Linked DNA regions of Homo sapiens: region 2 is linked to region 1. The links are chromatin contacts, found by Hi-C or POLR2A ChIA-PET in ENCODE. All regions are on one chromosome and are shown on one strand. The core of a region is the stretch at or near the end of the contact, and the rest is flanking DNA. Distances in the headings are between cores, read along the strand shown.

Evidence for each region. A loop is a pair of places that touch in the nucleus more often than their neighbours do. ChIA-PET counts read pairs that join two places held with the same protein, here RNA polymerase II (POLR2A). Pooled maps may share reads with other maps.
Region 2: a loop to region 1 is called in a map of PC-3, with 12 times the contacts of the local background. The contact joins the promoter of LINC00334 here to the enhancer-like site in region 1. A Hi-C loop is called at or near these places in 8 of 168 maps with a recorded cell type or tissue (Caco-2, GM12878, IMR-90 and 5 more), 4 of 37 single-sample maps with no recorded cell type and 7 of 50 pooled maps. POLR2A ChIA-PET finds 5 or more read pairs at or near these places in 3 of 52 experiments (activated CD8-positive, alpha-beta T cell, common myeloid progenitor, CD34-positive and naive thymus-derived CD4-positive, alpha-beta T cell).

What each region holds. Positions count from the first base shown.
Region 1 is chr21:45,135,452-45,141,856 of GRCh38, reverse strand. The region is part of intron 2 of ADARB1 (adenosine deaminase RNA specific B1); the gene reads right to left. Among named protein-coding and RNA genes, the nearest start is that of ADARB1, 64 kb to the right of the region's middle. RefSeq lists an enhancer at 2,889-3,183. Within about 2 kb of position 3,081, at least 5 of the 41 ENCODE cell types and tissues checked have a DNase peak (open chromatin) inside an H3K27ac peak, as active enhancers do; they include PC-3, where a contact is called at or near this core.
Region 2 is chr21:45,228,809-45,235,786 of GRCh38, reverse strand. It overlaps LINC00334 (long intergenic non-protein coding RNA 334), which reads right to left and starts at 1,447. Exons shown (of 3, transcript NR_135279.1): 1 at 1,281-1,447.

The DNA of each region.
Region 1 (6,405 bases), core at 1,832-4,331:
TGGGGTGGCTAAGGCGACCCAGGGATGCTAAGGTGATCCTGTGGTAGTTAACATGGCCCAGGCGTGGCTAAGGCGACCCAGGGATGCTAAGGTGACCCTGGGGTGGCTAAGGTGACCCAGGGATGCTAAGGTGATCCTGTGGTGGCTAACATGGCCCAGGGGTGGCTAAGGCGACCCAGGGAGGCTAAGGTGTCCCTGGGGTGGCTGGAGGGACCCACGGGTGGTGAAGGTGGCCCACAGGTAGCTCAGGTGGTACTATGCTAGCAGCAGAGGACAACTCAAACCTAGGGGGACTATCACCCTTGAAGGACAGCTCCATCCCCATTTACAGACTCTGGGAAACTTTTTAAATTCTTATGAGCTCTGAATATAAATTTGATACTAAACTGGAACATACATTGACAGGTATTTCTTTAAAGATTCTTAGGCATTATTTAAAAATAATGCTTTCTATAACTGGCTACTAAAAATAAAACAGAATGGCAATCCTTTGAAATATATTCTGTAAAACCACTACTACATATTTAGATCATGAGAGTATAGGCTAATTTTTTGCATTTTAACATAATTATTACCTATTTGGAATATTAAGCTTAAAACAATAGAATCATAAAATTATGTTACACAAAGACTACACAGCAAAGTCACAACTTTTTTTTTTGAGACAGGGTCTCGCTCTGTCGCCCAGGCTGGAGTGCATTGGCACAATCTTGGCTCATTGCCACCCGTCTCCTGGGATCAAGCAATTCTCCCACCTCAGCCTCTCGAGTAGCTGGGACTACAGGCATGTGCCACCATGCCTGGCTAATTTATTTTTACTTTTATTTTTTGTACAGACAGGGGTTCACCATGTTACCCAGACTGGTCTCAAACTCCTGGGCTTAAGCAATCCTCCTGTCTCAGCCTCCCAAAGTTCTAGGATTATAGGCTTGAGCACCACACCTGGCCACAATTTTTAGAATTGCAAAAGATGTACAAAACTTCTCATTCCATAACACAATCAGCCCCTTCCGCAGACTTAATTTATTATATCAAATTTATAAATTACTTGATAAAATTTTATTTACAATTCAGATCACTCACTGAATTAAACCAGCTATAAGTATTCCATCTCATTGCTTCACAGGTCCTCTAAATGGTAAAAATGAAGCCAGGGAACAGAAAGCTTTCTGAAGGAAACTGGCTTCTGGACGCACACTGGAATGCACACACACATACACTCACGCACACACACACAGATGGTGTAAAGACAAGAGGTTTGTCCTGGTGGCCACCGCTCAGAACGCCACTGAGCCTCCTCCACTGAGTCTTAGAAGCGGCCCTACAGCACCATCTGCTGTTCTGCAGAGGTCACTCAACGCTCCACACCACAGCAACCAAGCCAGGAGCCACCCAGAAGCTACAAGGCATGGGCTGCCAGGGGCGGACCTGTACCTCACAGCCTGGTCTAGGTGCTCTGCTGAATACAAACCATCTGATGGGACATCAACATCAGACAAGGTCGCCCTGGGCCCTGATGGGTAGGACATCTGCACGGGGTAAGAGGAAACTTTTTGGGGTAAGAATATTCTCTACCTCAGCTGCTTGGTGGTGTGGCACTGGCATACATTTGTCAGAATATATTAGAGTGCACACTTTAGAAGAATGATTTTTGGCTGGGTTGAGGTGGGTGGATCACCCGAGGTCAGGAGTTTGAGACTAGCCTGGCCAACATGGCAACACCCCATCTCTACTAAAAATACAAAATTAGCCGGGCATGGTGGCGGGCGCCTGTAATCCCAGCTACTAGGGAGGCTGAGGCAGGAGAATCGCTTGAGCCTGGAAGGCAGAGGTTGCAGTGAGTAGAGATCATGCCATTGCACTCCAGCCTGGGTGACAAGAGCGAAACTCTGTGTCAAAAAAAAAAAAAAAAAAAAAAAAAAAGAGTTTTATTGTCTGTACATTTTACCTCAGTAAATCCAATTTTAAAAAAATCAAGAGATCCCAGAAGAAAACAAATTCTATAAGAAAGGTAAGTCTCAATTTGAAATAAAATAGAAAATACACATATTTCAAGAAGAATGAATTAAATGGGTTCCAAGAAACAGAATGAATAAGCTGGAAAAGGCTGGCGATAGCATAAGAAAGGCAGTGGTCCCTCTCAACAAGAGAACACGGAGAGGCAGAAGTGCTGATGCTCAGGGCCCACGGGCGCACGCGGCCCCACACTACCACTCACCACGCTCGCTGCGCCCGACAGGCACCTTCCCTGCCCCACGTGACAGAGGAGGAAGCTGAGCATGGGAGTTGAGACACTTGCTCGACCGCTGGATCCAAACTCAACTCCATTCCCCACTCTGCTCTACCACTCCATGCCAGGCAAGAATATGGGAAAAAGAGAAAACGGAGCCAAAAAATCAAGGAAACCAGGAGAAAGAGAAAACGGAACCAAAAAAATCAAGGAAATCAGGAAAAAGAGAAAACAGAACCAAAAAATCAAGTATACCAAATCCAAGTATAAAGCAAATTAAACTGTGGCATGACTTTCAGCAATCGTCATAATAATATAAGTGCCATTTATGAATTTGGAACTTTGATTGAACCAAGGTTACAGAACAGAAGAAGTTTTCTACTTTGGTAACACAGAAGACAAACAAGGCTGGGAGCAGTGACTCACGCCTGTAATCCCAGCACAGTGGGAGGCTGAGATGGGTGGATCACCTGAGCCCAGGAGTTCAAGACCAGCCTGGGCAACACAGCAAAACCCCGTCTCTACAAAAACTACAAAAATTAGCCAGGCATGGTGGCATGCGCCTGTAGTCTCAGCTACTCAGGAGGCTGTGGCAGGTGAATCGCTTGAACCCGAGAGGCGGAGCTTGCAGTGAGCCAAGATTGTGCCACTGCACTCCAGCCTAGGCAACAGAGCGAGACTCTGTCTTAAAAAAAAAAAAAAAAGAAGACAACAAACTGACAGAGGTCAGACAAACTGACACCACCGAGGAGCTGAGGGCCAGATAAGTGCTTCTGCTGCCTTCCATGCAGGAAACTGAGAGGCCGCCCAGGGCCCACAGGCCACGAGCACATGGGCCACTCAGTCTCTAGGATGACCAGCAGGGGGCGTGGTTTCAGGCTTGGTAAGCTGATCCAGTGCTCGTCCTGAAGCCCTTTCCCCTACCCCTCTACCAAGGGTGCCACAAAAATGAAAGGCTCATTTTCTGTCTCTTTTGTGACTAAAGCTGGCCACAAAACACACTTCTTGCCAAGGAGAAAGACACAGTTCTGGTGAAAGACAGGTGAAAATATGCTGAGGGCTTCCACAATGTCTCTGACAAAAGGAATAGACAAGAGCTCCACGGCCTGCTCCTTCTCAGTTGTTCCTGCCTTAAACACAGAAGTGGTGTCTAAAGCTGCTGCTGCTGTACTGCAGCGATACTCACCCAGAGCCCTAAGATGGCTGAACTCTGGACTAGCTCTAGCAAACTCCTCCCTCTGGATTACTTACGACATAAGAAGTGCGTATATACATCCAAGGTGTGTAAGATACTGTGAGTCATGCTGTGACCTTCACCCAGAATCAATCCTAAATGATACAGGAAAAGAAGGTTGGAGAAACGTCACGGAGCTAAATCCTCCTCCATGTGAACTAACAGTGCACAGTTAATGTCTAAAGTTCATAAATCAAACAATAGCAAGTGCAGGATGCAGCCCTTTCTCTTGGTTAAGCTCCTATTATGTTGCATCTCTGTCACTTATAGCCAATCCTAATACTAATTAATATAGAAATACAAATATCTAAAATGCATTTTAAAAAATCAGTGATGCCACTGAGGAGGGCAAGAGCTATACTCTATCGCTTCTCATCAAAAGCCCTTCTAAGTTTGAGGGCATCACTCCCATAGAAATTGAAATTAAGCACAGGTCTGCCCTTTTCCTGCCCCCAGCAGGCCCAGCCTCTCCCTCCCCTCCAGCCCACCAGGCTTCTGGAGTCATATCCAGAGCCCCTCCTGCCTGGGGTGCCCACCTCCCATGCCATCTCCCTGGAAAACAAACCCAGCTTTCCAGACTTGCTGCAACCCTACATCCATGAACTCTCCTGCCCTGCCTCCTGGGCACACCTCCTTCCATCCCCACTTTCCTCACAGTGCCACCATCATCACAGGCTTCCTCCCCTCCACACCCACCAGGCTGTTCACATGCAGTGGGCAGAGACTGTATCTGAACCCTCAGAGCCTCAATCAGGGGCAAGGCAGAGGCCAAGCTCCATCACTGAACGCAGACATCCTCACACCGTCCTCTGAAGAGACTTCAAATGTTTTATTTTAAATCGGATTGATGGGCCTTCACACATCAGGGGACTGTTGGTCACTAAAGCACAAAGCTCCTGGCACACCCGAAGGGCCACCCACGTACCCTCAGACCAAGGAAGGGCAGCCAAGGGGCAGGAATGGCCAAGAGCCCCATCCCCACCACCAGCATGGCGATGGCGTAGGTTAAGAAGGGGGTCAGCAGTCATCAGTCTTCCAGAACTCTCGACATATCAGGATCACAAGCGGCTGCAGGCTGGAACCTCAGCCTCCAGCACCTTACACAGGGGAATCTGCCCACAAGAGGGAGCTGCTGTGTCACTCCGAGTCCCTCCATGTAGAAAAAGCCTTTGGGAACTACTGAACAGAAGTAAATTCAGATTGTCCTGGATCTACACGTGAATCTTCTCACTTCTTGCCTTTTACACACACACCAGTCTTCAAGGTCTGGATTCATTACTTTTAGTTTAGTCATGCTCAGAGCACAGCAAAGCTAAAAGAAAATTACCAATTTCTAAGAACTTCAGATATTTATGATTTTACACCCAACAGTGTGTATTTTGTTAAATTCTTATCTATTCAAGTCATACTTCTGTGGTTAATTGTGTACTTCTTCAGAACCTTAAAGCCACATATAAACTGGGAATCCAACCACTTCTTAGGAATTTTTTTAACTTGATGCTGTTTAAACCAAGCTTTACTCAGATTATTTTTTAAGTAGAAAACAATCCCAAGTCACAAACTCCCTTGTTCCACACCTACCTACCAGTGTCCCTGGCCCCTGTGGACACCAGCTGGGGGCGGGATTCTCCCTGCAGCGCACACACCAAGCAACCTGGGGGAGAGCGGCAGGGTGCCTCCTCTGGGTGCGGGGACACCCCTGCTCTCCCAGCAGCCGCTGGCTGGTGGGGCAGCTCTACTGTTTTCTACCCCCGCCAGCTGTCCCCACAGGACTGGTCTGTCCCCACATTTGTCCCCAGGCCTCGGTCAGTGCCTCCCCACAGGGGCTCAGTACATGTTTGTTGTTAAAGGAATGATTCTCTCTTGAGCGCTGCTACAGGTTCTGAAACATGGTGCCGGGCGTAGCAAACATCACGACTCCACAGCCCACTTCACAAGCAGCAGTTCCACTTGTCTGCACCACTTGACGTTATTTTCCCTAAATCTGGTGTATCTGTAGTTCTTCCCTGTCATCTCAGCTTAGGCTGAGGCCCCAGGTCTGAGGAAGAAGAATGCTAAGGGTCCACATGTTTTTAAGAGCAGGGTCTCCCCACCCATCATGTAGAGCTTGCTGGAAGCCTGGAAAGCCTGCCCTGCTGTCCCTCACTCATTCCCGCACGAGGGCACCTGACAGGAGGCCAGAACCAGAGCTCAGAGACAGTGGACCTGTCCTAAGAGAGCGAGTCCTCACAGCAGCTGGCCACCAAGAAGGGGAGGGAGTTCGTGGTCCTCCACTCCTTCCCCTGGTTTTACTCCCCTCCCTCCGATCCCTCTGATCCCTCCCACCCCCATGGGCCCAGGGACACCACAGGATGAACACAGGCGCATATGACTCACATTGTGTCCCTGCTCTGATGCTGCCTAGTCCCGTGGCTGCTGGCGGCCTCTAAAATTAGAAGGGTCTTTGGAAAGGGGCTGTGCATGGTCAGATTTTCAGGACAGCACTCAGCTTCACCCACCCCCATCACAGAGGACCCACCGGGGAGGGTGAGGGGCAGCACAGTCTCCACTGGGCCCACCTGCAGTCCAGGACCACAGGACCCACAGAGGGCCCTCTTGACTGTGGCCACACCTTTCTGCTGACATTCTACACTTCATATGTTTTTTTTCCAATTTTTCTAATACATTTCGAAATGTGGATGGCAGACTTGTCAGTTCCAGAAAGCCTTTCTCGCACTCTGCCTTCATCTTCTGAGGCCTCACTTTGCTTTTCGACCTAAATTAGGTCCTGTCTCTTCTAGTCTTTCTGCTTCATTAGGGGCTACTCTGTCTATCTACCGCTCACGGTTTTGAGGTCACCAACTCAGGACCCCGTATCTGTATGCACTGACAGGCAGGCAGCACACAGTGGTCCTGCTGAAAGCAGCAGTTTGGTCTTTTCCTCTTAAATCACTGAGTCCTC
Region 2 (6,978 bases), core at 198-2,697, 96 kb before region 1:
ATTCATCTTCAATTTAAACACAGACAGGTCATCCTCAAGAGATTACTTCCGCCTCAATTCACACAGGACAGGTGATGGGAAGCGATAAGAAACTGTGTCATATCCCCAAATACACTGCATACTGACCCACAGATGGGTGAAAGGGGTGCGCAGCTCTCTGCTTGGCAAGTGACAATATTCAACGGACAGTCAGCATTTTTGCTCTAGAATAGCTACATATAAAGCAATTTGACACATGCCAGGAAGAGGCGATCTTCTGCTTATCCTTTCAACGATTTTTAAAAATAAACTACTTTATAGGATTACATAGCATGAACTGACGGTTTATGAGGGAAGTTCTAGAATAAATAACAATGTACTCATAAGAAATGGATTTTTTTTTCTTTTATAAAAGGTAAACACCCAAATGAGATGGGTTCGCTATCTCACCGGGACACCCAGGCATCCATGCTAAGCTGATTAGTTCCAGGCCAAAGGAGAAAAACAAATAATAGTTTGAAGGTCGCCCTCCTCTGATTTTGTGTAAAAAATATCCCGGCTCTGCATAAGCCCTTCTGTCCTCATTCTCCAGTTCAACTGCTTGAGGTTTGCTTTTCTGAGAAGAAATGTGTTCTCCATATAAATGAGGCTCGGGCGTGGACAGTAAGGACACACACACAGCACAGAGGCTCTGGCCTGGACCCCCAGCCCCAGGAAGGGCCCTGCAGCTCAGACGACATTCAGTGCCCTGCCTGCTGGTTTGCCGCACTGGCTGGTGCCAGGCCTCGGGGGCAGGCAGGCTGGGGTGCACTCTAGTGTCTTGAGAAGCTCAGGATTGGCTGTAAGTCCACCACTGAGTGCTCTGGTTTGGGGTGACTTACCCCTTTGCAGACGAAACCTGAGAAATAGCACCCCGTCCTCAAGGCAGCCCCAGAGTCCTGCAGCCGGGCTGGGCTGGAGAAGAGGCTCACAGGGAAGCGGGCTACAAGTTTTTGGTTTTGCTCCTAATCTCTGAATTTTGAAAACCCGTAACCCCTCATATGCGTTTAGCTCACAATTCAATTTTTAAATTATACAGTTGTTTTGTTTTATAGAAAGGTTGTGATTTCTGTCCTAAATATTGATCTTTACAAAAAAAAACCTTTTGGTCCTCCTTTACATGTCCACGTTTGTGGCTCCTTCCACCGTGGCCACACCAACCTCTGCCTCCCCCTTCTGGGCACCCCTCACCACTCATCCCCGACACGGCCCCAAACCCCAGCCCTCTCTCCGCCCCAGCCCCTCCCTGCGCCCGGCATCACCTCGGGCCACCTGGGACCTCTGGCAGTTACCCTCGAGTCCTCGCGGTGACTGAGACCCCCAGGGCAGGATCCGTCTCCAGTTTAGGAAAAGCTCTAGGAACCAGTGGTCACTCTCAAAGGAGAACCCACGACCTGTGTGTGGCGGGGACTAGGACTCATCCGGGTCTGAACACGGTAAAGATGGACGCCTTCCGCTTCCGCCTGCCGCTTCCGCCTGCCGCTTCCGCCTGCCGCTTCTGCCGCCGCTTCTGCCGCCGCTTCTGCCTGCGCCCCCGCAAAAGGACTAGCTTTTGCTCCTTTGGAAGTTTTGGTCGTTCCTGGACGTGATTCGGCTTCTGTCACAAAATTTGACCCCAGTGCCATCTACTTTGCCTCCTGGAAGTCTTTTGTGCTTACCTCGCCCTACTTCTCTACAACAAAAAGCTTTAAATGGGGTCAAAAATTTAAAATTTATTTTGTGATCAAAAGCTTTTAATATCTCCTGAGTTATTTTCACAAGTAGTATCACTTCAGTTTTTCAGAAAACATATGTATGTTACAAACTGATAGATAACTATTAACACATAAACACATTTGATTGAAACTGCCTCGTTAATGAGAAGAGTGGGGCTGTTTTTCCAGCCGATTGGTTCCCACACTCAAGGAACAGGAGGACTCAGCTCCAGTGAGGCAGGCTTCAGTCTCAAGTATATTTTTCTCTTCATTTTTATAGACCATGTTAGGAAACTTTGTTTGCATGAATATGTAGATAAGGAGGTATAGTATAGCAATGGCCCTCAATTGTGTTCTGAACTCTTCTGAGTAATAGTTCCTAAATCCGATGATGATCTGAAATTTTAAAACTGTAAAAATTAGTTTAATGCTTTATCAGCTATCAACTCGGTTTTTCATTCAAGTGTTTTGAAAGCAAAGGATTAGAAACTACTTGACTTGCCAAAGGATGTGTTATCCAGTCAGTCTCAATTTCTGGAACATTTACTAAGAGGCTGTCCTTGTCTCAGTTTATCAAGGGACTGTCGTTTATCCCTGATTCTCTGTCACCTTATTTAATCTAATATAGTTTGAGGGGGTTGAGAACATTAAAATGTTGTTAATTTCATTGCTTTTTGGGGCCAATTTAATATTTTTGATAAAATGCTTTTATTATACTATTATTTTAAATGTGTTTTCATTGAATCCTTGAAGATGTAGTTCATTCTATTTATGGCAGATGTCCTCCATATACCCTAATCCTCCTTGTCAAACCAGTGAACCAAATTAGACATTTTTCGTCAGGAAAAGTCTGACCTACTTTTTCAATTGAAATAAAAGTGTTAGCATGCTTTTTCAAGGATATTAAAAAAAGAAAACCACTGAGAAATAAATTATAGAGGACATCTTATTAAATTACCAAAAGCAATAAAGTTATGATTTAAGACGTGTAGAGCTAATATAATTAATTGACCCACTTTATGATATGCCATTACAAGAAAATACATCTATATACCACTCTTCTTACTTAATTTGTAACACTTTAATGAAGCATGTGGGTAAATGTTCAGGTCATGTACTAAGTGAGGACTTGTGTGTATATGTTTATTGAACATTACTTTTAGGAGCAAAACACTAAATAAGAATCAACTATAGGCCAGGTGCAGTGGCTCACACCTGTAATCCTAGCTGTTTGGAAGGCCAAGGTAGGAGGATCACTTGAGCCCAGGAGTTCGAAACTAGTCTGAGAAAGATGGCAAGACTCCTACAAAAAATTTAAAAATTAGCTGGGTGTGGTAGCATGCACCTGTAGTCCCAGCTACTCAAGAGGCTGGGGTGGGAGGAGCCCAGGAGTTTGAGGCTGCAGTGGACTACGGTTGTGCTACTCCACTCCAGCCTGGGTGACAGAGACCCCATCTCTTATTAAAAAAATCAAGTATAAAAGTCATTTATAAACCCTCCCCCATTAATTTTGCTACGTATTACAGAAGTTCAGGAGGGGCTGTGCAGAGCTGGACCTCAGCCTCTGAGGTGGAGTGCTGCTGTCCTGCTACTGGCACCTGTGAAGGCGGGCAGTGAGACTCCAAAGCAACCTGCTGATGAGAACCAATAGCAGCTTTGCAGTTGCAGAAGCACTGCGGCTGAGCAGCAACAGCAAGCAAATGGCAGGAAATCACCTTCTCCCTCATCCTGTCTGCCATGGTCCCTCTTGTACTACCTTTGGCAGAATATAAAGCCAGCAGAGAATGGGAACATCATATTTGCAGGGTCCCAGCCTCAATATTATAAAGCGGAACGTAAATATTGAATTTGGAACTGAGAGATAAAGCTTCATAACTGACCCAAGTGGTAGATAGCATGAAAGGTCCAATGTGTCTTCACTCTAAGTCCTAGAAGGAAAGAATCAACATAATGTGGAAAACTAACAAATCCCGTAGCTGACAAAGTGTAAGGTGTGTCTGCAGTATTGTTTATGAGTATCTAAGAGTATTCAACTCATCCATAGAAAATAAGAGAAATGAGCAGACAGGCCAGTAGCCTGTGAGACACATGAGCCAGTAGACTGTGGAGAGAAAATGGGAGCATCAGAGAGGTATTCAGTATTCATAAGGCATTCAGTATTCATAAGACATTCAATATTCATGAGGCATTCAGTATTCATGAAGCATTCAATATTCATGAGGTCAGACAAAATTATCCACCGGTTATTGACTTCTGTTTTGGCCCTACTGTTTTCTGCCTGGGACAAGCAGATAAAAGCCCTAATTCATTTAATCTATTAGAGTTAGTCAATTTGTCAACGGAGTCAATTTTAACATCTTACCACTTCCCTTATTAACAGATTTTATAATGATTAACATAAAATCTTTGACCTTTGTTCATTAGAAAAATAATGGAGATTCCCATCTGTGCCCCAGTGGGACAGAGACTGAGACGTACTCTCATATACTTGGGTCTCCATGTCGCCCTGGCCTTATCACGTTGATATTACCCAGACTAAATTCTGGGTTATTAAAGATGTGTGTTGTTTTCTTTCACTTTTTTTTTTTTTTTTTTTTTTTTTGAGACGGAGTCTCACTCTGTCCCCCAGGCTGGAGTGCAGTGGCGCAATCTCGGCTCACAGTGCAACCTCCGCCTCCCAGGTTCAAGCGATTCTCGTGCCTCAACCTCCCGAGTAGCTGGGATTACAGGTGCATGCCACCATGCCCGGCTAATGTTTTGTATTTTTAGTAGAGACAGGGTTTCGCCATGTTGGCCAGGCTGGTCTCAAACTCCTGAGCTCAGGCAATCCACCCACCTCGGCCTCCCAAAGTGCTGGGATGACAGGCGTGAGCCACCGTGTCTGGCCTGACTTTAGCTTTTTAAGAACCACCGCAGGCAGGGCGCGGTGGCTCACGCCTGTAATCCCAGCACTTTGGGAGGCTGAGGCGGGCGGATCACGAGGTCAGGAGATCGAGACCATCCTGGCTAACACGGTGAAACCCCGTCTCTACTAAAAATACAAAAAATTAGCCGGGCCTGGTGGCGGGCGCCTGTAGTCCCAGCTACTAGGGAGGCTGAGGCAGGAGAATGGCGTGAACCCGGGAGGCGGAGGTTGCAGTGAGCCGAGATCGCGCCACTGCACTCCAGCCTGGGCGATAGCAAGACTCCGTCTCAAAAGAAAAAAAAAAAAAAAAACCACCACAAACTTAGCAAAGTACTGATTTTTACACTGTAAACCTCTTGTAAGATTTCCTAAATTTTGTTTCTCAATTTAAGCATCTCATGCAAACCTGCTTCCCAGGTGGCAAAGCTCTGACGCATGGTATGTCTGGGAACTTTTAAAATTAATACAGAATATATTTATTTAATATCTGCAACATAGCAGGCTTGTGCCAAGTGAATAGCCATGAACAAACCAATGCCTCTCACCCCCTGATGTCTGCATTTCATAGTGGGACAGATAAACAAATGCAAATGTCATTAATCAGTGCTAGGAAAGAAAATCGACCAGGGAGAACAACATAAGATTCAGCTGATGTATAAAGTACTTGTTTCCACAAAAATACATTTAAAATGACTCTCTAAGGAAGTAAATGATTGCAATTTTAAAAGCTTCCTGATATTTTTCTTATTTTCTTTAATTTGGACAATTTACATTTTACAGCACTAAAAGTTGTTGCTTTTGTGTGAAAAAAAATCCCACGAGTCCTTAGAGTACCAAATAAATGGCATTTTAAAAAGTCTATGCTAGCACTTTTTAAATCTTCTTATGAACATTTGCAAACATACAATTACCAACACTTGGCCGGTATCGTTTCATCCGAATCTTCTTGTCTTCTCCATTAGTGGAGCTGCCTGTCCCTGTTATATTTTTTATTTTATTTTTTTGAGACTGAGTCTTGCTCTGTCACCCAGGCTGGAGTGCAGTGGCGCGATCTCGGCTCACTGCAGGCTCTGCCTCCGGGGTTCACGCCATTCTCCTGCCTCAGCCTCCCGAGTAGCTGGGACTACAGGCGCCCGCCACCACGCCCGGCTAATTTTTTGTATTTTTAGTAGAGACAGGGTTTCACCGTGTTAGCCAGGATGGTCTCAATCTCCTGACCTTGTGATCCACCCGCCTTGGCCTCCCAAAGTGCTGGGATTACAGACATGAGCCACCACGCTCAGCTGTCCCAGTATTTTTGTGTGTGTGTGTGTGTGTGTGTTTTTTGAGATGGAGGCTCGCTCAGTCGCCCAGGCTGGACTACAGTGGTGTGGTCTTGGCTCACTGCAACCTCTGCCTTCTGGGTTCAAGCGATTCTTTTGCCTCAGCCTCCCGAGTAGCTGGGACTACAGGTGCATGCCACCACGCCCGGCTAATTTTTGTATTTTTAGTAGAGACAGAGTTTCACCATACTGGCCAGGCTGGTTTCAAATGCCTGACCTCATGATCTGCCCACCTCAGCCTCCCAAAGTGCTGGGATTACAGGCGTGAGCCACCATGCCCTAGCACACCACTGGGTCCCAGATGTCCTTGGGAACAGATCAAGGCAGTGCAAAGGCCCTGTGCTGGTGAGGGGCTGAAAGTTGGTGGGAACTAACTGCTGTTGCTGTTTTAAGCCCGTCTCAGACACATCCTTTCATCTGTGATGCCTTCAGTCTGTGGGTGTGGCAAAGTCCATGAACATTATATTAGCCAGATGTTAGCACTTCTATCAGCCAAATATTTTAGTATTTCTATATTTTCTTTTTTGTTACCCTCTCCTTTTCCATGTGGTCTTCCAATGGTAAGTTCATTCCACTATGTAGTTCATCTGTTGTGTTCACTTTTTCAAATTCTGCTTGGTTCTGTTTTCTGATCTCTTCCTGGACTGTGTTCTAAAACGCTAGAATCTATTCTAATAGGATCTCTATTCAGTATTACCATTTTGAGCTTTAGATAGTTGTGCTCTGCAGATTTCTCATTTCTCCTTATGAGGTCATTTTCCCCTGGAGGCATTGGCTGCTTGGCCAGAAGGCAGAAGGTGGGACCTCAGTGCCTGAGGGCATAGCGGGAGGTGGGCCAGCAGAAACCCACACTCACTCCTCATCCCTCAGGTCTGGCCTCACACTTTTTTCTCCTGCAGCTGTACCACACAGACCAATCTCACCAGTCCTGGAGGGTGGGATGGGGGAGGCACCTGCCAGAGGCTGATTAGTTCCCACCAACTTTCAGCCCCTCACCAGCACAGGGCCTTTGCACTGCCTTGATCTGTTCCCAAGGACA